Regions from separate parts of the Homo sapiens genome. Here region 2 is linked to region 1. Evidence: chromatin loops called from intact Hi-C (ENCODE). Cell type or tissue: ovary. All regions are shown on one strand. Links, peaks and the distances in the headings refer to the core of each region. The heading gives the core; the rest is flanking DNA. Region 1 overlaps NIN (ninein). Region 2 overlaps ATL1 (atlastin GTPase 1).

Region 1 (17,152 bases), core at 8,387-10,886:
GCATGATTGTAACGGATATTTAGCTAAGTAACTGGTAGCCATATGGAGGTGGAAGAGATGGAAGAAAGAACTGTTCAGGATACACATTAATTAGCTGAGACATCATGATGAATTCTGAACCTAATCAGAGGCTGGGGAAATGCAGAGGAAGGAGATAAATCTGAGAGTCACTTTGGAGCATCAACATAACTTACAGGCTGATGAGTAATCATGAGGGAAGATGACGAGGAATTTTAGCTTCTGAGACTTACACCTCATGGTGTTGATGTTGATTGGGGAGAAATTCACGAAATGAAACAGTTAGATGGCTAGGGAGTAATAATTACCTCAGTTTTTGATGTGTGGAGTATCAAGAACCTTTTGCGATAGCAATAACAGCAAACATTTCACATGTACTTATTGTTTTCCAGACACTGTATGTGCCTCATCTCATTTAGCCCACACATCAGTGCTATAGGGTAGGTATTATTATGGTGCCCATTTTTAACATTAGGAAACAGGCTGAGGAACCTGATCAAAGTTTTCAGTAAGTGGTGGTACCCAGATCTAAACCAGGCAGCCTGACTCCAGAGCCCTTGCACCTTATTATATGGTGTAAGAGTCCAGCAAAGAGAAGGACCACTTCTTTCACTGAGACACAGGAAAGAGGGGAGGATGTTTGAGAGGCAAGGCACATTTGGAGGCCGAGGTGGGAGGATCACTTGAGGCCAGGGTTTGATACCAGCCTAGGCATCATAATGAGACCCCGTTTCTACCATTTTTTTTTTCTTTTAGATCCAGAGTCTTGCTCTGTCGCCTAGGCTGGAGTCCAGTGGCACAATCTCTGCTCACTGCAACTTCCTCTGCCTCCCAGGTTCAAGCAATTCTCCTGCCTCAGCCTCCTGCGTAGCTGGGATTATAGGCACACACCACCACACCCTGCTAATTTTTTGTATTTTTAGTAGAGACAGGGTTTCACGATGTTGGCCAGGCTGGTCTCGAATTCCTGACCTCAAGTGATATGCCTGCCTCGGCCTCTGAAAGTGCTGGGATTACAAAACACATTTTTTAATTAGCTGAGCATAATAACATGAGCCTATAGTCCCAGCTACTTGGCAGGCCGAGGCTGGAGGATCACTTGGGGCCAGGAGTTTGAGGCTGTGGTAAGTTATAACTGCACCGCTGCGCTCCAGTCTGGGTGACAGAGTGAGACCCCATCTCAAAAAAAAAAAAAAAGAAAAGGCACATTTGGAGGCCGGGAGAAACAGGCATCCATGTAGCAGGAGGCAAGACCATCTGCTGAGAATGAGGGGGGCGGGCAGGCGAGAAGATGGGGATCTGAGGGTGAGGGCCAGGTTTGGAGTAGCAGCGGGAGGAATCAAGGGGTCAGCCAGGTGCCAAACAGCCCTGAAGACCTAGTGAACCCGCAGTGGGAGAGAAGAACAAGAGATGCTAATCAATACTGTGAGCAAAGCAGGAGCCTGGGTAGCCCTGCTGAAATCCAGATTTTAGCAGGGCCCTGCCAAGTCTGGGTGAAGACCCAGCTGGGCAAACTTGGAGGATTTTTGGACTGAACCCTGTGCAAACATGCCCACTTCCAAAGCTGTAGTTTTCCACGTGGTGTTCCCGGCAGGGACGCAGACCACAGAACTAATAAGATGATTACCTTTAAAGAGAGGGCAAGGCGGTCCCGGATATAGTTCTCTTCTGTTTTTGCCTTTTCAATTTCCTGTTCAAGTTCTAAACGCTGCTTGCCTGCCTGCTGCAGGATCTGCTCTCTCTCTTTTCGGAGTTCATTTTTTAAGGCTGCTATTCGCTCCTTGTACTCTTCATCCAGTTTCCTGTAACGAAGAAAAATGGACAAGCTGCCATCACGTCTTTCAGAGGTCCCAGTATCAATCTACCAAAAATGGAAACACAGAGGCACAGAGATGAAAAGCACCTGGATAAAATATCTAGTGTACCCTGCTTTCCCTTAGGGCTTGACCACATCTGAGTCACTCCAGCAAGGTGTGGCCAACAGGCTGACCAGAAGAGTCCCCAGTGCACTGTTCTGCCCCTGCAGCTGCAGGCGCCACTGCCCTGGGCCAGGGTGGTGGGTGAGGAGGAGCCTCACTCTGCTGGCCTCACCTGAGGTTGTACTCATTCCGCCGCTCTATGGCCGCATGGTGATCATCCACCTCCGAGGCCATTAAAGACTTGAGCTTCTCGGCCTTGTCCAGATCTGACCGTAGCTTCTCTTTTTCTCTGACCACCTGATCAACTCGTTCCCTAGGATCAGAAGTACACTGAGTTAATGGGAAACTGTTTCTAAGCAACAAGTAGACCCAGAAAAGCTCTCATCTGGCTTGCATCAATACAGAAGCAAAACCAAGACAACCAAAACCCTCCCAAAGCAAAAAGGCACTCCACCCTTCCCTTCAAAAGCCTACATGTCAATCTAAGTTCTCCTTAATTTTCCTATACTTTAAGGAAGATGTGTGCAGCAGTTGGATAGAAGATGAGCAACATTTGCATACAGAATAGAAGGATGTCCATCCAAGGCATCCGAATGACTTGCTGGACAAGTAGGAAAGGGAATGGGGCAGGCGAACCTTCTGCTCAACTCACAACAAATGCCGGATTTCAGCCTTAAAGCTGGCCAGAGCCGCCTGGTGAATGCTGTTCTTGGTAACCAAAAGTTCATTTTCAAGGGCCAGTGTTAATTCTGTCAAATTGATGTTTCCATCGAGGCTGAAATCCAAGGCCTAGAAATCAGAGCAAGGCGTAAATTCAAAAACAAATCACTCATTCCATCCTCTGAAAGCAGAAAATGTGAAGGCTATACAAACTCTGAGAGCTGACAATGATCTAGCAATTAGACAATTCCATTGCTTTGGTGATTGCTTAGGAACAGCCATCAGTCTAGAACACAGTTAAGTTTTCTCTAAGGAAAGCATAACATGGTTATTTGTGTTAAAAAGAAAAAAAAAAAATTATCTTGGCCAGGTGCAGTGGCTCACGCCCGTAATCCCAGCACTTTGGGAGGCCGAGGCATGCGGATCATTTGAGGTCAGGAGCTCAAGACCATCCTGGCCAACACGGTGAAACCCTGTCTCTACTAAAAATACAAAAATAGCCGGGCATGGTGGTGTGCGCCTGTAGTCCCAGCTACTTGGGAGGCAGAGGCAGGAGAATCTCTTGAACCCCAGGAGGCGGAGGTTGCAGTGAGCCGAGATCACACCGTTATACTCCAGTCCAGGTGATAAAACGAGACTCCGTCTCAAAAAAAAAACAAACAACAAAAAACAAAAAAAAAACACAACAACAACAACAACAACACTATCTGGCCCTGTAAATAAACACAATTGTAAGAGTATTTCTCATGTCAATAATCTGGGGGTTAAAAACACGGAAAGTACTTAACAAAAGGCTCCTGGTTAAAAGGGCTAAAAAAAAAGTTACCTTTTATCTTTGAGACTTTGTGAACAGAAGTACCATTAAGAAGAAAGAAAATCAAATCACAGTTTCCAAAAAATAAAATTGAAAATTTTCAACCCTTCTCCAGTTTGTCATTTTTCTCAATTTTAGCTGCCACACCTTCAGGATCTCCTGGCTGTTCTCAATGCCCTCTTCCTGCCAGGTGTCCAGTATTCTCTCCACAGATGCATGGCCCATCCCATCATCCAGGCAGGAGAAGACCCGAAAGCCAATGGTACTTGTCATTGCTGATGAGGTTGTGGTACGTCGTCCACTCTCATCGAAAGACTGGAAGGAGGAAGAGACTTGAGTAAGCCTAGCTTGATTCCAGGCATTTCAACAAGATATTGGTCAGCCCTGACCACGATGGGTAGAAGGCATGTTTCTCTAATATACAGTGCCAGGAAAAAAGTCATGCAGCCTCTCTGATCTCTGTTCCCAACTGAGTCAAGCCTACGGAGCTTATCAAAACCAACTGTTTTGGTAGAGAGTTCTATGACATAGACGAGATATGTCCCTAATTAACACCAGGTTTCTTCTGACCCAGAGCTGACATGACAAGGCATAATTAGTGGTCTTTCCACTGTAATTTACGGTCATTTCTCAAACCCAACCTTTCCTTCCTAATGGTTAAGTCTTTCTAATTCTTCTTTTGCTTCCCTCTCTTTCCTTAGTATTTTGCTTCAGACAACAGATTAATTTATTAGACATTACTTAAATGGGTTCTAACTTTTATTCACAAAGAAAGCACTTCTGCTTATTTTTTACCTGCATGGAAAGGTGCCTTTTTAGTTGTCTATATGGAGTAGATGCTGATGGTGTAAGAGATTTTCCATTTTTAAACAAACCATAGAAAAAATCTTCTACACTCATTGTACCGTCAGGATCAAGATTATGGAATACTTCCTCGAGCATCTAGAAAAGAGTCATCACATATTTTAAATACTCCATTCAAGTATACAAGGCCCAAAGTATACTTCCGGCCAGTAGTAATCAGTACCATGGTTGGTCCCAGGACTCCAGAAATATAATTATGCCCCTTTATTCTCACTTTACTGGTTTCCCTTTCCAGTAATGATATGCCCTCCTCCTTCCCACAAACTAAATAAAAGTCAATTTCCAACATCTTCATAATCTTATGCAATTTAGCAATTAACTATATTCTCTTTTACTCACACTCCTACAATAGGCAGTCTTTAATGTTGTTACACATTATTCTTACAAATTTTAAAAAATACCTAAATAATATAAAGATACAAGCTTCCCAGTGTCATAACAGTAGAAAGTGGTTGGACATCTGTTACACTTTTATACTGTGGTGACCCTCAGTGATATTTTCTTTATGTTGAATTTTTGAAATTGGTAGGCTAGCACAGCAGAATTTGGTCTGGGACAGATTACAATGATCTGATTACAATTAAGATTTGGAATCTGAAATCCATAACTTGGGGTTTAGAACCTTACTTGTAACAATACTGAGTGTGTTGGCTTTTTGCTTTAATGTTTTAGCACAGGAAAAACAAAGACTTTATGTGTGTGCAATAGAAGGGTTCCAAGACATGTAAAGGCAAGGGAGTTTTGACTGGCTAGTCCGCACCCTCTGATGGTAATCAAATAGCCCCTATCCTGTAATAGGGAAGGGGAGATTGGGCTACAGCCCCATCTAGAGGCTTGCCTGGGAATGGCTGGTTCCCTAGCTCCACAGAGGAATGGGAAGGTGAATAGAGCAACGTGGATCATTGAAGCCACAGAACGAGGAGGAAAGGCAAAGCCCTCCCACTAGCAGTCAGATTCCTCTTTATTCTGGGGTTAAAATGTTTCTATAGGAACATGCCTCCAATGTACAAAATGGAAATCTCTTGGAGAGCTTGTTAAAATGAAGACTCTAATATGGTAAGTCTGGTGGTGTGGGGATTCAGATTTCGGCATTTCTAACAAGCTCCCAGTTAAGGCCCATGCCACTGAGCAGTAAGGAGACAGAATAAGCAACAAATTGCTCTTGTTGCATTTGAGCCTACAACTGGACTCATTCTAACACAGGCCTAAATTCTCTGCAACACATTCTCAAGCTTCTAATATTCCTTTTGTAAATCTGGACTACTGCTAGGATTTATACGATCTCACTATTGTTGATTTCATTCTTCATGTAAGGGCTTGAGGCAATTCTCTCATCTCAAATGCTTTTTTTTCCCCAATTCATACCCAACAGGAAACATTAGTTTCCATTCTTGCTTTCATACGACTTCCTCTGGAGGGAACTCTGAAACAAGAAAACCATTCTAAAGAGTGGAAACGTTTGCAAGAAGCAACAATTCCTAAAAGAGGATCAAATCAATGGAAAGATATTTGGGGCAAGATTCTGAGGTTGCCAAGATCCCTTAACTTTTCTATCCTGTTCTTATCAACCAAAATAATATTTTCCTGGAGGACAAGGCTTTCAGGACCTTTGTACCAGAAATTACTGTCAAGTCCAGGTGTGTTGACTGAAGTTAACAAGGTTAAAAGTTTGGCTCTAACATTAGATCCACACTGCTTGACCTTGTGACATTAGCCAAATCAGTGCACAGCTTCCAGACTGCCTAAAGACCTCGCACCTGGAAAGTCCTTCCAGTTATTTTAGATGGTGGAGTGGGCAAGTGATGAATAGAAGAGTGTGGATTCAGAAGACGGGGCCGGGGCTAGGCAGAAAACAATGCCGGTTAAATGGCCAACTGGGGCACGCTCTACACTTTGAGCAGGAGCTGTCTCTGGAACTGTGAGGACATTCTTATTCTTACATGGACCAGGTCTTTGGATAGCTGGTTTGCTGAAGTGTAAGTTGGAAAATAATCACAAACCCAAACACTCAAAGAGGCCCGGAAGATGATGTCAACGAATGAGGCAAGATGGGTTTAAGACATCAGAAAGTAGCGAGTGCTGGGAAACTGAACACAGGAGTGCATGTCCTCTCCAAAGGGGCTGGCTGCATCTTACTGCCCATAAAATGGAGCCAAATCTTTGGAGTTTTAGAAAAATCTCCTGATTTTTTTTTTCAATGTAGCAAAAAGTTCAATTTTAAAAACACTGGGCATGACAAGTAAAATAGGCTTGGGGCCAGATTCGGCATCGGGCATGCTGGTTTGCATCTCTGCCCTGTCATTGTTCTTGCTTTCGGAAAGGAGTGTGCTAGTTACAGGCATAAGACAGTGACTCTAGTTCCCCTTCATGAAAGCAGGGAACAGCCACGATTTCACTCTCTCTACCTATAAAATGAGAGGTGACTAAATCTAAAATGGCGTTCAGTTGTAAAATTTTAGGATTCCAAGTAAATGAGATCATCTTGAACTTCCAGCTCCTCTGTGGTTTAGAGCTAGTAATACTAAGTACTATAGAATTTCACTATTTTTCTTTAGCAGGAAAAACACTAAGTAAAAGTTATATTCTATGAGCAATCCTCTACTTGTCCTCAGGCCAGAGGAAAATAACTAAATGTGCTACTTCTTTTCCTGAGCTTTGGAAACCACCACAGAAGAACATGCAGCTCTCCACAAGTAGCTACAGTTTATTCCAAGAATTGGTTTTAGATAAATAATCCAAGTTTGTGCAATATTTTTTGGCAAAAACAACCCAAGGTTCTACATATTGCACTGATTTACAATTCAGGAGAATAAATTTAATTTTATGACTTAATAGTCACCAATGAAAAATAAATTACCACTGAGCCATTACAAAGGTAAACAAAGGGTATATAATGGTCAAAAATACAGGAAAGAAGGGGAAAACAACAAAAAAAATTTTCTGTAAGCTAGGCTACTTGAAAGCTTTTGAAAATAAATCAAAAGCTATTATTTGTTTAGAAAAATACCACTAAACAAATATTTCTATTATCTGTTTAGAAAAATAATACCACTTATCCCCCGAGCAAGCAGAAAGCATGGTTTCAAATATCATTATAATCAAAGATTCCCAAAGCGACAACTGTAGCCCTACCCTAACTCTCTCCAATCCTTATTTTCAGCTCGTTGAAAGGCACATCTTAGAATTATTTCTATTCTTATGTTTCACAGCTATTCATGCACCCAGTCCTACCAGTTCCTCCCTTAATTTTTTAGAAAACATAAAGCTCAGAGTTTTACCAAAGAAGAGTCTTTTGGGGGCTCCTTCAAAACTCTTCTTAGTATTTTCAAAACAACCAAACTACCCTTTACCATTTTCTCATGACCAGAATATTGTAATGGCTGCTGGCTGCTCTCACCCAAGGCTCTCTTCATGCTAATATGTAAAAGCAGTTTAGCTCCTCGTCAGCAAGCAAGATTTTTCTATATATTGCTCAATCTGCTTAAGAACTCAGAGATGATATTGAGATGTTCTTTCCAAAAACTTAAATTTATCCTTCTGGTCTTCAAAATACTCCCCCAACTCAAATCTACTGAAATCCTTGCTTAATTCTGCCTCCACATGTTTCCCACAATTTACTCTGTGAATGGCACCTCTACAAATACATCTGACATCATGGCTACAGAGAGCTAGTGCCTGACAGTTTCACATGGGGTAACCTGCCTAGCACAGTGAGCTTACAATAGCTGGGTAAGTGTCAGCTCTTGTCAGTTTTTCTTTTTCACAACACAACAAGAGCTCCTCAGTGACAGAATCTTCATGAATGACTTCTTAGGAAAAAAGAAAATGGAGCCTAACAAGCTGCAGAGAGCCACACTACAGCTGTTCCTAGCATGTGGTCAACTACACTTTTACCATCATTATCATTCCTGAATTATACTGCGAGGCTTACCTCTCCATCCACATTCTGTAAACCATACTGCTCACAGATGGAGACCAGCTTCTTCCGGTTCAGGTGACCATCACGGGTGATCCCCAAATCTTCACAAACTTCTTGCAGTTTCTCTTCTATCCAGTCTTGGGGAGGGGAAGATCCACTCTGTGAAGCATTCAAGTCATCTGGGTTCCAAAACCTTAACTGGCCTGAGAGAGAAGCATATGTTGCACGGTTTCCAAAGGAATTGCAAAGAGAGAGTGCCTATTCTTAAAGAAAACTGTGCTTTTTGAAAATAAATACTGTAAGAAAAAGGCAATAAATGTCAATTCCATTTTGATTTGGTCCTGAAGCTCCCATGAAACAGAATCAATGGTTCTAAGGCTGCAACTAGAGTAAATGGGTACTTTTTGGCTCCCTGACAGTCATACCGGTGTAATAAATATAATCTCCTGTGCAATACTGCAAAGTTCTAGGCTTGTTTTATTTCAGCTGAGCACATCACAAGCTTAGGCTATAGTGATCATAGAGAAAGAAGGCTGGTTGAGGGCCATTATCGAGAACTCTGTAAGCTCTATCTCAACTATAGCTACCAGAATGTATTACCTCCACTTTCTTTCCAGCCTAAGTACTACAGCATCTTTTACTGAAAAGAAAATAATTTCATGATAAAAGTCTCAACATTAGCCTGTTCCCAAATCCTTACATATGAATATTCTGACATACAGAAACCAACAGTCCAACTGAAATTAAAAAAAAAAAATCAATGGTTGCAAGCTATAAGTTCCCAGTTATCTATACATTAAATTTCATTTGAAGACTTAAGGATCAAACTACTTATTTAAAAATCAAAACTTCTTATTTATTCTCTATTAAAAGCCCTCACTTCTAAATTTTGCTTTACACATTAGAGATTCTGTAAAGTCATTACTTAAACATGAGATAATTACTGGCACAATTTTGTGTGCTTGGAAGAACCTCAGAGGGTTGAAAGCAGTATTTAGTGCTACTCCCACTCTTTAGTGACAGGAATTAAGCCCATTACTGCTGTGGCGTTTCAACCTAGAGAACAGGTTGTAATTACACTTAAGTACAGTTAATCCACAGAGGGCTGTGAAGTGGGCTGAGGTTCTGTTAGCTGAACCACAGTGCCATCTGGTGGCCAGAGGATCAACGTGTTCTGATGCTTCTTAAATACATTTGAAACTTGTCAAGGGATGCATTTTTAAATTAATTAATTAATTTATATTGTTATTTTTATTTTTTGAGACAGAGTCTCTTCTGTTATCCAAGCAGGAGTGCAGTGGCACAATCACGGCTCACTACAGCCTCCAACTCTCGGGCTTAATGGATTCTCCCACCTCAGCCTTCTGAGTAGCTGGGACGACAGGCATGTGCTACCACACCTGGCTATTTTTAGTAGAGACGGGGTATGCCATGTTGCCCAGGCTGGTCATGAACTACTGCGTTCCAGTAATCCTCCTGCCTTGGCCTCCCAAAGTGCTGGGATTACAGGCGTGAGCCACTGTACCTGGCCAAGGGATGCACTTTAATAGGTCACTATTTAAGACTGTTAGAAAATTAATCTGAAAGTCTGTATAAGAGAGAAATTAGCCCGTAAGTAAAATTATATATCTTAGTTACCATCTCTTGCATGATACTAAATGCTAGGATTTTAAAACTAAAAGCTATCAATTGGGAATAAATTTTTTGTTGCTGTTGTTCTTAATGTTAATTCCCCTGGCCTGCAGCATAAGAGATCAGAAAGACCGGGTGTGGAGAGCACCCGGCGGCCCTTCCCTTCCAGGCACGTCCTGACACACTCGGCTCTTACCTTCCGCTTCATACTCCTCACTGCGTTGCGTCTTCCAGTGCTAGAGAAGGCAAGAGAAGATTAGTGTGCTTTAGAACTTATTCAGAAAGAACTATCCTAGCTTTTCCTAGAGCAGATCACTCTCTGGCTCTGAAATCATCATCTAAGTGAGTCACATAATTTCAGGACTCTCTAGTGTATCCATCTAGATGAGTTCTCTTCAGTTAACCAGCCAATCAGGACGAGACTCCTAAGAAACACCACACAGCCTTCTGCAGCATTTCACCAAGGATTTGTCCTCATTTGCTAGGTCACTTATTCAACAGCAAAACCTATCACAACCAATTAAACCCAGCCAAAGCAAATATCCAGTATCCATCAACCAACAAGTATCTGTACACATGCATTTATGAATTTATTCTTCAATAAATGTGTACTGAGTGCTTCTCTTTGTGCTAGGTACTGTGCTAGGTCTTGGTAATACAACCATGAACAACCATGAACAGGACAAACATATTTCCTGCCCCAAGAAGTTTATATGCTAATGAAGACATGCAGACAAGAAAACAGGAAATACAACAGGGTAGTATTTTAAGTGCTATGACAAGGAAGTTCAGGATGCTATGTTGCTATGCAGATGGGATACTTTAGACTTGTTAGATCGGGAAGAAGCAATGTCTAAACTGAGACCTGAAGGATAAACTGCAGAGAGCCAAATGAAAAGAAGGGGGCAGGCTGGGCACAGTGGCTTGCGCCTGTAATCCCAGCACTTTGGGAGGCCGAGGTGGGCGGATCACGAGGTCAGGAGATCGAGACCATCCTGGCCAACACAATGAAACCCCATCTCTACCAAAAATACAAAAAATTAGCCAGGCGAGGTGGCGGGTGCCTGTAGTCCCAGCTACTCGGGAGGCTGAGGCAGGAGAATGGCGTGAACCCGGGAGGCGGAGCTTGCAGTAAGCCGAGATCGCGCCACTGCACTCCAGCCTGGGCAACAGAGCGAGACTCCGTCTCAAAAAAAAAAAAAGAAAAGAAAAGAAGGGGGGCAGTTGTTATCTGCTGAAGCAAGGAGGCAAGAATGAGCCTAGTGTATCTGTGGCATAGTGAGGAGAGAGATGCAACTTAAAATAAGTAGGCTAGAGAAAGTATAAAATGTACATTACCAGTAAATTACATTAAAGGCAGTTCAATTTATCTGAATTGGACCATTTTGCCACCTTATCAGGCTTCATTACTCCTGCCTCTTCTCCAAAGTCACAGCATACAGTTGTAATTTGTGTACTGCATAAAAGTGCCCCGCTAAGAGCACAGGTCAGGACCGAAATCCAGCCCTTGCTCCACTGCCCGGGGATAGTACAGGTCGTCTTTTGACCAGTTGCAACAAGTAGGTCCACAGTGGCTGTGGCTTCCAGCAAATGGCTTTAGCCTCTCCAGCAAACTGCCTAAAACTAATCACTGTTATGGGGGGTTACTACAACCATCAAAGAAAACCCTGTTAGAAAAGGTGAATCGCCCTTTCCAAACGGGGCTGCTGTCATAGCAGTGATCCAGCTTTATGAATGAAGCTGCCTTTGATAACAAATAACCAGCACGTTTTCTGGGTAGCTGACCTGTACAAGACTAGTTGATTGCTTAGAATCCGAAAATAAACTCGACAGGAAAGTCAGCCTAATTAATACCTGTCTCTAGAACTTGGATTCCTCATGACAGATGGTATGGCACGTAAAATTTTTAGATGAAATGTTGTTTTTCAGTAGTTCATTCAAGTTAATACGAGTTGAAGTTCTTCTTTCAGGCAACCTACGCTCATCTACTTTATTCTCCACACTCACTAGTGGTAGTTCTCACCTCTTAAATGAGGGCCAACCACCTACCACAGTTTCACAGGTCCATGTTAGATATTTAAGATAGTATCAATTCAGAGAGTTCATTTAATTTGGCCATACCAAGCTGACAATGCTGAGATGGGTTGTTGCTGACAAATGGAAGACACCAAAAGGCCATAACTCAAAATGTTTAAGTTCACTACAATTCATGCAGATTACAATGGAAAGTCACTAATAAACATGGCATCAATGAAAAGTGAATTAGGACGTGTGATTTTTGCTTGTGATAACAATTTCATCAGCTCACTCAGCCTACATTTCTACATAAAGACGTCTCTCCAATCTAGTGGATGTCTGAGGCATGGTGGGGATGGGGAGCAAGTGGTAAAGTCAACAGTCCTTCATAAATTTTCTTACATTCTCATTTCTGGTCAGAATTGTTTTCACATAAGAAATTTTAAATCAACAAAACCATCCTGCCTGTCTGTCCCTCCACATTTATTTTCCTGTTCAACAGAGCAGACAATTTAAATGCTCATACTACTTCGGCATCCAAAATTATGAAAATTCATTATTTAGCATACCAGTTGGAAACACCCCAGAACTAAATCCACTAATTCCACCTATGACAAATAAAATAGGGTTTTATGGTCTCAGAACCATTGGTAGAAACCTACCAAATCTCAAGCAGGGGATGATTTCTAACAGCAGAAATGAATGGGAGAAATGGCAGGAGAATATGTTATCACTGGCCCCAAACCATAAAGAGAGTCCCAGTTGGAATATACAGCTGTAAAAATGCAACACACACACCTTCAAAAAATCCTCGTCATTACTAAAGCACTGGCTCATTTACTTCTCAGTTCATTTGAAAATAGTGAGCACAGAATTCAAAGAAGCAAGATGCTCCAATATACTGTTTCCAACATCTTATGAGTCTATGAGACTGGGTGCCTATGTCTGATTCACTCTCTGGGACAGTACTTCCCTGCTGCCTTCTTCCCTGGATTCTTACTCCTAACTAATAAAGGATCGAGTATGGAGGCCACTGCATAGACTTAGGAGGCAGAGTGCCTGGTGCTGAATCATGGCTTCCCTACCAGGTTGGCCTTAGGCAAGCTTCTGACGACTTCTGCCTCAGGTTCTCTGCCTATAAAATGGGAACAAGGTAGTGCATATTTCATGGAGTTATGGTAAAGTGCTTAGAATTGTGCCTGGCACATAGTAAGCTCTACACAATTTTGTTATTTTTATTGGACATATGTTTACATGATACATGTGGAATTTATTTTAATTTCCATATTTAAACTTAAAGCATTCAATTGGGTAGACCTGGGGAGGTATCTGTTATGGATATACATTTGTAAGAAAAATGCCAAGTCTTCCCAGCAGAGAAGGAAGAAACACAGACAATTCACATAAGAAGCAACATAATTAAAAAAAAAAAACCAAAAACAAAAAAACATGGGGGAAGGTTCATCTCAACAGCAATCAAAGAAGGATTAAAACCAAGAAGTCATTTTGTTCCTATTAAATTAGCAAAGTATTTAAGATATAACTTCTACTACCATCAAGGTTATGATTTAAAATAGGCCCGTTTATATGTTATGGGTAGCACTGTAAATGATTATTACTTTTAGTAATGTAAATGGCTTTATGTATCAAAAGCAATAAAAATGTTCATACTTTTTGATCCAATAATTTCACTTGGTATTCAAAGACAATAAAATCAAGGAGGAAGAAAAGCCATATGTGTAAATATGTACATGATAGCACTTTTTGCAACAAGAAAGTATTGAAAACAATTTAAATATTCAACAATCGAGCATAAAGTATAATGATACATTATAATGCAGTCATTAAAAGTATAATTAAAAAACCATGTAGGAACGTGGAAAAACATCTTATGAAATGTTAAATGAAAGACCATTACAAAAATGCTATCTATCCTATGATTACCACCAGCAAAAATATTTATACAATTAGACAAAGGCTGGAAGGAAATAGAGATAATAAAAACAGATGCATATTGGTTGAAGGACTATGGGAAACAATTTTCTTTTATTATTTTACTGTTATAAATGTTGTTTATGCAACAGAAATAGGTACAACTCTCACTATTTATTTGCCCACTAAATTCTCACTAAATTTATTTCCTGTGACTTGGGGGTGGGATAAAGGGAAGCTCCCTCCTTTTGGTAAATATTGCTCTGCAGCATCTCCCCCATATTATGACAGATGAGGCGGTTTGGTGGGAAGCCCAGGTGCTGCTCAGGCTGGTGAATGTTGGATGCCAATGCCTCCTAAAGTGGCAAGATCAGAGACACTCGACTGAGATCTGCCTTGTGGACTGAGACCATCTCAAACAGACATTCTTGAGACAGTCCAACCCAAAAGCGTCGTCAGATACGGCACAGCCTTCGAAAGCCCAGGCAGCATCCTCATCTTCGATGATTTCACACAAAATCTTAAGGCAAGTGGGGGTGGGGGTTAGGGGAGAAGGATAGTTTAAACATGGTTTTTGTTTGTTTCTACTTTTAAGACGGAGTCTCACTCTGTTCTGCAGCCTCAACCTCCCACGCTCAGGTGATCCTCCGGCCCTCCCCGCTGACCCACCTACAGATGCCTGCTACCACGCCCGGCTCATTTTTGTATTTTTTTTTTTTTGTAGAGATGGGGTTTTGCCATGTTGCCCAGGCTGGTCTCAAATTCCTGGGCTCAAGTGATCCACCCACCTCGGCCTCCCAAAGTGTTGGGATTACAAGTGTTAGCCACTGCACCCAGCCAGTTTAAACATGTTTTAAAGTCTTCTGGGAGTAGCAGTATCCCAAGAATTCCCCCTAGGACCCTTTGTAAGAAACACAGATCCAGCCAGGACCACCCTGTTAAAAGGAGAAGCAGGCTTATGCTAATGGCTACATTTTCATTCCAAGACCACCTCAGTTAGAGATGGGGCTTACCACACAGATAGGAGGTATTCTGTGCTTCCTTCTACCTAGTCTCCACCAAGGTTCTGTTCCCTTAATAAGAGGGAGAAAAGCACAGGGTGGCTGAGCATTTGTTATTAAATTGCTATTTCAGGGGGGTGGGTGGGGGAAGATTCAATTCATTCACAGCTCATTTATTTTCATTCTCACTGCCTGGAGCCAGTAGTTCCAATTAAAAAGCAGGGAGAGAAGGAGGGGAAGGCAGGTTAGAAGGCTAGGGGGATTAAATCATTCAGTTACTGGAACGCCACCAGTAAAGGGAGGCATCATTCTGGAAAAGGGTCCTTTAATTGCTGATGACTTACCCAGCACAGTGGAAGCCTGGCAGGTGGCCTGTAGACACAGATCTGCCATGAGCACTAGAAGGACGATTATCACAAAAATCTTTGGAAAAGTAGGGGGGAAAGCGAGGAACAATGGCTGAGATGTGTTCACAAGACTGAATTCATGAGATAAGATTTATTTCTTCCCTTGAAATATACGTAACCTCTCATTGGAGAAAGAATGGATATTAATAAACATAAAACTCATCCTGTGGGACTTCAGATTCTCCCTACTCTGGAGGCACAGTTGTAGACAGATAACTGTAGAACACTGTCTGGGTTGTTTGGCTCTGCCACTTTCTGTGACCCCTCAGTACCTTACAACGTGAGGAGGACACTCCAGTGCACCCAAAGGGACATGGAGTCATATGCTTGGCACTTAGGAAACCTTAGCTATTGTTATTATTTCAGTCAGAAAAATGATGTGGTTAGGGGTTTAGACTGCAGAACCATACTCGAGTTCAATTTCCGCTCTACTACTTACTCGTGGTGTGACCTTGGCCAAGTTACTTACCCTCTGTGTGCCTCAGTTTCCTCATGAGTACATGAATAACAACACGTACCTCTGATGGTGTGCTTCACATTTGGAAAGCACTTACAACAGTGCCCATTAAGTGCCAAGCATTTGTTAATAAATATTACAATGACTATTCTTACTACTTGGATGTGTAAAACTAGAACAAGGGCAGAAAAAACAGCAGACAGACTAGTGCCAGCTTTAAAGAACAAACCCAGAAGAGACTCTCTTTAAAATCTACAGCCTTGATATGTTAATTGGCTTGATTTAGTTATTTCACAATGTATCCATATATCAAAACATCATGTTGTACACTGTAAACGTACATAACTTTTGTAATTATACCTTAATAAAGCTAAGGAAATCCCCAGAACTACAGCTATGAGCATGATGATTGTGATGAAGCAGTGAACTTCCAATTCAACTTAGGATCAGGGCTTCCCCTGGGGCCCCTCCCTGCAGACAGTGTCCCCTAGGCAGCCACGGCTCGCAGAGGCTGCCTTGTCCTTCCTCATTACTATGCCAGTGTACTGGCCAACAGCCCCATTGAGAGTAGGCAGAGGGGAGAAGGTCAGAGGTTGTCCGGCCCCAAAATGGCTGCTCACAAGACAGTCCCCAACCCCTCAGGCAGACAAAAGGAGTCCCCCCAAACCCACTCTGTGGGCCGTGCATCTCAATGTCATGCTGGCCATTGTAGCCAGCTCTTGAGTTGTCCTACAGCTGGACAAGGGTGCCCTGCACACAGCGGCTGCACAGGCGGCACCGATTTCTGGAATGCTTTCTTTGGAGGGACACCTGCTTTGCTGGACTGCAGAGCAGATGGCCAGAGCCTCCTGGATCTCCAGCTTCCAGCCCCAACGCCGGGCCAGCATCTGCAGCCTGTGGTCCTGGTGTGGCCCCTGCCCACAATAGCCCAGCCGCCACCCCCACCAGCCATCTGCTCCAGCGCAGACCTTTGCGCCCCGCAGAATGTACGGCTAATTAAAACCATTATGGGGGCAGACACCGGGGCATTCTTACCCAGCAGAGGTTGCTGAGCTGATCTCAGCAGCCTCAGAGCCTGGAGTAGAGTTGTGGTTTTTTGTTTTTGTTTTTGTTTTTTGGAAAGGAAAAAGCCCTGTAAACCCAGAGAGAAGAGGAAGGAAATGTACTAGAGTAACATAGCTCCCCAAACAAACTGAGCTGTAGTGTGCATTTAGAAGAGCAGCACATGTAGCTAAGCACAGGAAGTCTCTGAAAACACCAGAAATCAGTTTAAGGAGAGTGCTCATGAAAGAAACTTTAAGACTTTTAAAAAATACAGCATCTATGGCGTATTTCACTAACAGTCCTAAGTATTTATAAAGCCTGTGCTCTGAGCTGGGTAGTGGAAGCTGAGTGCGCCCGGCAGGGCTGGCTATTGTTTCTGCAGGGACACACTTCCTGGGACTGTGGTTCATTTTCCACTATGCCACCTTTGAAGGCAAAGGCAATGGAGAGCCTGACAGCCCAGCTCCCA
Region 2 (8,100 bases), core at 3,802-6,301, 160 kb before region 1:
TTGGTGAACTGTGGGATTCTATGGGCGCTGGATGTATACACTGCCTGCAAAAATAGGCCGGATCCTGAGTTCACCCAGAAGGCAGTAACCCTCACCTTCTTATCTCTGTGCACTGAGAAGTGCTCCTTAATATTTTTAGGCTTAATTTTCCTTATCTACATGAAAAAGGAAAACAGATGTCTATAGTATTGGAATTCTGTATTAAGTTATGTAATTAGAGATTGAAAGAAATGCTCTTTAAAACTGCTCCTAAAGAATTTAATTATAAATTATTAAAAACTTCACTAAAAATGAAATCTTGTGTGGAAGAAGAAGAGGACCAGTGTCTTAAAAGAAAAGCACTAGAGTGTTTTTCAAATAGTGTATACTTATAGGATGTAATTATGTCTTTAATAGAGGACTGATTGTTACATGATTCCAAAGCAGCTTGACTTGTTAAACAAACAAACAAGAGCAGGAGGGGAGGTAGGAGTCTGAGGAAATGGAAGTTAATCTTTCCCAAAAGATATCCACCAGGTCTGTAGACATACGCTTTGTAGTTAGTACGACATTGTTCAAAGACATGACTTTTTAACTTGAAAGCGTAGTGTTGAATATGCCACTGAATTCAGACATTTGTTTAATTTACTGTGGCCTTTGTGCATCGTGCCAGGAGTGAGACAGTGGCATTACAAGCTTTTCAGCACAATTGTTGTCAGAGGGATTTAAAATTACTTTAAAGAAAGGACAATATAACTTGTATCCAGTTTTACAAAACTGGCAGATTTGAAAAGCAAATGAATTATTTTTGTCCCTGCACCCATGACATTTACTCTCAGATACCTTACATTTAACTTTGGCAGTTAGTACCATAAATACAATACCAAATTTCTCAATCATTAATCAGCATGGTGGTTATATACATTTTATCTTACTTTCATACCACAGACTAGATAGCAGTAAGCATATGGTACATATGGATGACAGGCTCCTATAATTTCACTGTCACACTTATGAATTCCAACCCACTAGTGGATGCAGAGATCTCAGTATTGTGCAATTACCTAATGGCTTTAATGTGTTTTGAATAAATTACATAAAGAAAGCCTTCTTACATAAAGAGAAAGCTTCTCTTTCTTCTCTGGAGTTGGGAGACATAAACAGGCAGAGGAGGGGTGCGCCTTCAACAACAGCCCTTTATTGGAACTAAAAATGATGGTGGCTTGTTCCATTACTGCAGTATACAGCTACAGCTCTTAGATTAACTGATACATTTTGCAATGAAAGAGCTCACGGAGAGAGTTTAAGACAAATCATGCAAATGCAGAATCCTACTTATTATTTTTATTTTTTATTTTTAGATACAGGGTCTCACTCTGTGGCCCAGGCTGGAGTGCAGTGGTGCGATCCTAGCTCACTGCAACCTTGAACTCCTGGGCTCCAGCCATCCTTTTGCCTTAGCCTCCCAAGTAGCTAGGACTAAAGGCACGCACCACCATGTGCAGCTAATTTATTTTTAAAATTCTTTGAAGAGATGAGGTCTTGCTATGTTTCCAGGGCTGGTCTCAAACTTCTGGGTTCAATCAATCCTCCTATCTTGACCTCCCAAAGTGCTGGGATTACAGGTGTGAGCCACTGCACCCAGGCAATTATTATTTTTTTAGAGATGGGGTCTTGCTCTGTCTATCAGGCTGGAGTGCAGCGGTGTGAACATAGCTCACTGCAGCCTTGAACTATTGAGCTCACACAATCCTCCTGCTTCAGCCTCCCAAATAGGACTACAGGAGTGTGCCACCATGCCCGGTTATTTATTTATTTATTTATTTATTTATTTATTTATTTATTTATTTATTTTGCAGAGATGGGGGTTTCACTATGCTGCCCAGGCTGGTCTTGAACTCCTGGCCTCAAGTGATAAATTACAGGCATGAGCCACCATACTTGGCCAGAATCTCACTTTTTAAGACATTTGTTCTCCATCAAATTGTATTCACTTCTATGCATATATTGACCTACACAATTGGTTTACAGTTAACTATAAGTTATGAGTTTACCAAAGTGCCTTGCCTAGGAAAAAGAGTAGTGAAAGGCAGCTTCAATTTCCATAAAAGTTCCATTTTAATGAGACTTTTATATCTTACAAGACTGCTGCTAAAGCCCTCTTTTGTGCAGAAATATCGTACTTTGCCTCCGTGTTTCTTTGGGCAGTTTTGAAAGTCTGCTATCTACATTATTTTTCTGTCCCACGCTGAATCTTACAATTTGGTGTGATTTCTATCCAGGATGTCTTGTCAGCTGACTGTGATGTTCTCCAGAGGGCTGGCATCTCACTGGTTGCCTCTAGTGAAGAAAAGTCTCCGAATAAACAATTATGCAAAAGTTGTTCTTTGATAATAGTTTCTCATATACTCTTTCACACACAGAAATAACTTTCTAGCTCATTATCAATAGTAACCATTGTTATAATAACTATTTGTTCATGGTCCCTCAAAGTATTGCAATTATTATTGTCTTACCTATTTCTAGTGTTATTAAAAACTGATAATAATATGATTAAATTTAACTACTGTTAATTTAAGAACTTCCCAAAAGGAAATGAAAAAGATTAAAGGTACTGAATCACATTCATTTATGCTTCATTCAACCAGCTTTTATTGGGTGCTTACTGAATACCTACCCTAGCACAGCAGATACAATTTTTTAAATAACAAGGAGTTATCCTTTTTTTTCTTTTGAGGTTGCTCTGCGTTATAGTACCATATGTAGAATGAGCAGGTAGCCACATTATAAGATGTGGAGCTGCTTCCTTAGCAGCTGCAGTTAGACTTGAGAATGCATAGTCAAATGCGTGTTTCCAATCACTTATCAGAATCAGGAAATCCTGAGAAAATATCTTCCTTTGTTAATTTATACAGCAATACTATACTAGTGCATCTGCCCTGTGGAGTTCTTATAAAGCATACATCGTATTCTCAATTATTGTGTCAGGTAACCACCACTTTGACCAAGCCCCTAAAGTCCTTGGAAGATTTTGCCCTTGTGGAAAAAATTACTGAAGAAAATTACTGAACATAATTCTGAATCAGCTATTCATATATATTAATTGACCACTTGCAAGGCCAAAGCTTATTAATGCCCCTCGGCAAATCGATTTGAACTGGTTTGCAGATTTTCTGGTTCATGTCTTTACTGTGTTCAACTAACATTAGCAAGAGCTCACCACCTACGTATGTTATGAATATATTGTTCTTATTTTCTGAATCCAAAATTGGAATACCTAGCATTGGTTCCAATGAGAACAAAGAGGGCTACTGCCATCTTCAGACACATTTTTAATCCAAATGTATGGTTAGATGCTGGTTACTTTAATGATAATTAATTACCACACTTGCTGGTGCATTAACACACAGTCGTATCTTATTCCATTCCAATTGTATAAGGAATGTTTGGGGGCAGAAATTTATATACAAGTTCTGAAAGTGATTTTAAAGTGGTTTTATAAGAAGAAAACTTTGTTTTATTCAGAAACTGAAGAATTCATACATTCTAGGTGTATAGTAATATTCTACTAAAGATGAAAAAACGTAAAATCATATAGCAAAAAAGAAACCTATTAGTGTCAGTGAATACAGATACATGGCAGGCAATAAAACACAAAACAGGAACGTGGTAACATAAATACAAATATCAGTATTGTAGTCCAGTGAATACTAGTAACTAAAAAGCAAACCACAATAATAAATCTATATATAGTACAAAGCAAAATTATCAGTGAAAATTGGTACAATGCAAACAGCAAAATAAGTGAATAAACTCCACTGCAAGTACCTGTAAATCACGGTCACTAGAATTTCAAAGTGGCACAAAACATGAAACAAAATAACTTGGAAAGATATCCAGCATCATGCTTGTGTGTGTTATAAAAGAAGTAAAGAAAACAAATTCTAACATAAAATAGTATTTCAATGTAGCCCCAATGTTATAACTGGGGCTATAATAAAGGGGAAAATGCAAACACAGTCTTAAGTTTTGAATCTTTAAGGCCTTCAAAATCACCAACCCCAAAGCCTGAAAACTCTAACTCTGCTAAAATTTAGATTTTTAAAAATTACAGGCAGTTACTGAATTTACTTAGAAATCAAGCAAGTCACTGGACAGATCTTGCTTTTTTACATAGTATGTGTATTTTTCCATATATATATAATGTATGTGTGTGTGTGTGTGTGTATATATATATATATTTTTTTTTCTTTCTTTGAGACAGGGTCTTGCTCTGTCGCACAGGCTGGAGTGCAGTGGCACAATCTTGGCTCACTGCAACCTCCGCTTCCTAGGTTCAAGCGATTCTCCTGCCTCAGCCTTCCGAGTAGCTGGGACTACAGGCATGTGCCACAATGTACAGCTAATTTTTTTTATTTTGAGACGGAGTCTCCCTCTGTCGCCCAAGCTGGAGTGCAGTGGCGTGATCTCAGCTCACTGCAACCTCTGCCTCCCGGGTTCAAGCGATTCCCCTGCCTCAGCCTCCAGAGTAGCTGGGACTACAGGCATATGCCACCCACGCCTGGCTAATTTTTTTTATTTTTATTTTTAGTAGAGGTGGGGTTTCACCGTGTTAGCCAGGATGGTGTCGATCTCCTGACCTCATGATCCACCCGCCTCAGCCTCCCAAAGTGCTGGGATTACAGGCGTAAGCCACTGCACCCAGCCGTGTACAGCTAATTTTTATATCTTAATACAGACAGGATTTCACCACGTTGGCCAGGCTGGTCTCAGACTCCTGACCTCAAATGATCCACCTGCCTCGGCCTCCCAAAGTGCCGGGATTACAGGTGGGAGCCACTGCACCCGGCCCCAATTTTTCCATATATTTGAAATAACAATTTAAGAAATTGTCCCTGTGTTCAGAAGACTTCTCTCGTGATCTGTTTTCTATATTACTTTGCTAAGTCTGTAATGTTAAGCTTTAACCTACTGCTACAGCTTGGGTTATGTGTAATCAATTATATCAAACATGACAACTACATACTCATACTACCTCTCATCTGCTTAAGTGGCCTTTTCTTGCTATTTTATTTTGTGTTGCTGAGTTCCACCACTAGAGGTAGCATCATTGTCACTATCTTTTTGAACTCTGCAGTCCAGTTACCACAGCTTACCCAGTTTTGTACAGTTCTTAGAAGGTGGGCACGCTATGCACGGAGCAATTTTTGGATACATTTTCTGGAGGGAATGCATTATAATAAGCCAGTAAAAATCTGGTCTCTTCCCCATTTATGAGCCTATATATATAAAACCACAAACAAGACTTAAAACATGAACTGGTTATGGCTGGGCACGGTGGCTCATGCCTGTAATCCCAGCACCTTGGGAGGCCGAGGCGGGAGGATCATGAGGTCAAGAGATCAAGACCATCCTGGCCAACATGGTGAAACCCCTCCTCTACTAAAAATACAAAAATTAGCTGGGCATAGTGGTGTGTGCCTGTAGTCCCAGCTACTCAGGAGGCTGAGGCAGGAGAATTGCTTGAACCCAGGAGGCAGAGGTTGCAGTGAGCTGAGATTGCACCACTGCACTCCAGCCTGGGCGACAGAGCAAGACTTCATTTCAAAACAAACAAACAAAAAAGCAAAAACAAAACTTGAACTGGTTATATGAATGGGCTACATACAAAGCATACATGTAAAATCAAGCAAGCTAACTTATAATATCAAGAAAGCTAACTTATAGGTGGAAGACAAGATACATATGAAACGGGAGTGGAAATTTGGGCAAGGAGAATCATTCACTGTGAGAAGAGCAGGTTTCAGGAGTCGCTTAAATGATGGGGAAGTGAGTGATGGCATTATCACTGGGGAGGAAATGGGGGAGATCAAAGGATGTTTTATTCTGTGGCATGGAGGACTGGGAAGGATTCCAAAAATAATAATGGATTTGCTTTTACTTGTAGAAATAGATGATGAATTCATCAAAAACTTGAAAATACTGATTCCTTGGCTACTTAGTCCCGAGAGCCTAGATATTAAAGAGATCAATGGGAATAAAATCACCTGCCGGGGTCTGGTGGAGTACTTCAAGGTATCACTCTCATTTCTAGAGCATTCGTGGGATAGATTTGACATATATTGGATCGTAATTCCTATAAACAAAAATTATAGACCCGATAATATGGGAGCAAAGGTACGAGGAATCTATAAAAAGGATTTTAAAAATCCTTTCTAAAAAGCTTTTTCAAAACCTTTCAGAAAGCTTACTTTCTGAAATTATTCTTTTGAGGAAACTACATATAGGTAACATTATTGTCCCCTTTTATCTTGAGGGAGCTGTATTTTGAAATATGAATGTAAGAGTTGGAAAAGTCTTTTGGGGGGATGGGGTGTTTCCCAGGGTCCATGGTCTATTCTGAATTTTACCTTCATAATTCTGAAGATTTTCCCCAAGGGGATACCTTCCTACTGAAGAAAATACTTCCCCATTTCTTACTCTCTGCACCAAGAGCCAATATGAAGTGGAATTATTTTAAATTTGCATTTACCTGTTTACCTTCCTTAGATAGCACTGAATACTTTTTACCAGCACTGAATACTTTTTACCAACCCGTATATATCCTGGAGAATTTCAGTTACCAACCCAATTGTGGACTGATGCTCCAAGGACTAAAATATCAATTTTTAAAATTCATGTTTTGTCATTTAATATGCTATCATATAGGTTCTGTGTGATCTGTTTACCTTCATGATTGTCAGCAATAAATGCCATGTTATTAATCTAAAATATGAATTTTTACTGCGTGTAACACTGTGGAGGTGCTTACAATTTGGTAGGAGATTCAGGACCTTCACAAGGGTCTGTTCCATAAAGCTTATGACATCAGCAGGGTACAGATTCCTGCGGGTAACTGAAAAGGGCGTTACTCCCGGCAGAGGGGTCTAAGAACATTTTAAAGGGAGTGGCATTGAGTTGAGCCTTTAAGAAGGGCCAGATTGGCAGACAGAGATGTTTGAAAAAGGCATTTCAGGAAAGGGAAACAACATGAACTAAGAAAAAAGGGAATTTAAGTATGAGAAAGATAAAATAGTTATAAGTTCCTGAAAATATTTTTTGAAATGTCAAGAACTTAGAATGCAATTTCATAGAATTAGAGGAAATATTGAATGGAATTGCTTGAACATGAATCTTTTTCTTTTTTTTTAGGCTTATATAAAGATCTATCAAGGTGAAGAATTACCACATCCCAAATCCATGTTACAGGTATTTATTAATGAGGAGGCATGTTTTAAGACACGTGACTAAGGCTAAGATTTCTGGCTGTCAGAAATAACCAAATAACAATATTAGACAGAATAATTTATTGGAAGATTATTTGCCTAATAACTTTACCTATTTATGTGTTCATCTAAACATGTTTCACATAAACATATTGCAGCCTCACTTGTGTTGAGACACAAACACTTTATACCAAAGGGTTTTCATTCTCTTTGCACTAAATTTGTTTAGAACAGTCTTCTATTATGATTTAGATTCACACATGTAACACACAGTAGAAAAGCAGGTGCAAGTTTTAAAAAACTAGTCTCCACAAACATTTTTTTAAAATGAGCCAGGCACGGTGGCATGTGCCTGTAGGACCAGCTACTCAGGAGGCTGAGGCAGGAGGATCACTTGAGCCCAGGAGTTTGAGTCCAGCCTGGGCAACATAGTGAGACCTCATATCTAAAAAATAAGTCAATAAATTTTGGCCGGGCGTGGTGGCTCATGCCTGTAATCCCAGCACTTTGGGAGGCCGAGGCGGGCAGACCACGAGGTCAAGAGATCGAGACCAGCCTAGCCAGCATGGTGAAACCCTGTCTCTACTAAAAATACAAAAATTAGCTGGGCGTGGTGGCGCAAGCCTGTAGTCCCAGCTACTTGGGAGGCTGAGGCAGGAGAATTGCTTGAACCCAGGAGATGGAGGTTGCAGTGAGCCGAGATCGCGCCACTGCACTCCAGCCTGGGCAACAGAGCAAGACTCAGTCTCAAAAAAAAATAAGAATAAAAAATAAATAAATAAATAAATTTTAAAAAGGGAGAAACTAGTTCCCTTATATATTTTTAAAATGTAAGTTCTTAATAGTTCCTTTTTGT

What was found. Hi-C counts contacts between places; a loop is a spot of excess contacts. Peaks named below come from ENCODE experiments on the same cell type or tissue, not always from the same donor. Only the 100,000 strongest peaks of a DNase experiment are listed, where the experiment ranks them.
Region 2: a loop joins it to region 1, with 2.7 times the contacts of the local background. A loop is called at or near these places in 42 of 110 quality-filtered maps.

Annotation. Positions count from the first base shown.
Region 1 is chr14:50,768,743-50,785,894 of GRCh38, forward strand. It overlaps NIN (ninein), which reads right to left. Exons shown (of 31, transcript NM_020921.4): 6 at 10,023-10,062; 7 at 8,207-8,397; 8 at 4,207-4,353; 9 at 3,559-3,726; 10 at 2,590-2,726; 11 at 2,110-2,250; 12 at 1,646-1,820. Among named protein-coding and RNA genes, the nearest start is that of NIN, 54 kb to the right of the region's middle. In ovary, for the core only: a CTCF peak has its summit at 9,344 (motif pointing left); a DNase peak (open chromatin) is centred at 9,329.
Region 2 is chr14:50,614,673-50,622,772 of GRCh38, forward strand. ATL1 (atlastin GTPase 1) reads left to right here. Exons shown (of 14, transcript NM_015915.5): 9 at 5,927-6,054; 10 at 7,171-7,227. Among named protein-coding and RNA genes, the nearest start is that of SAV1, 50 kb to the right of the region's middle. In ovary, for the core only: a CTCF peak has its summit at 5,078; no DNase peak of the experiment used is centred there.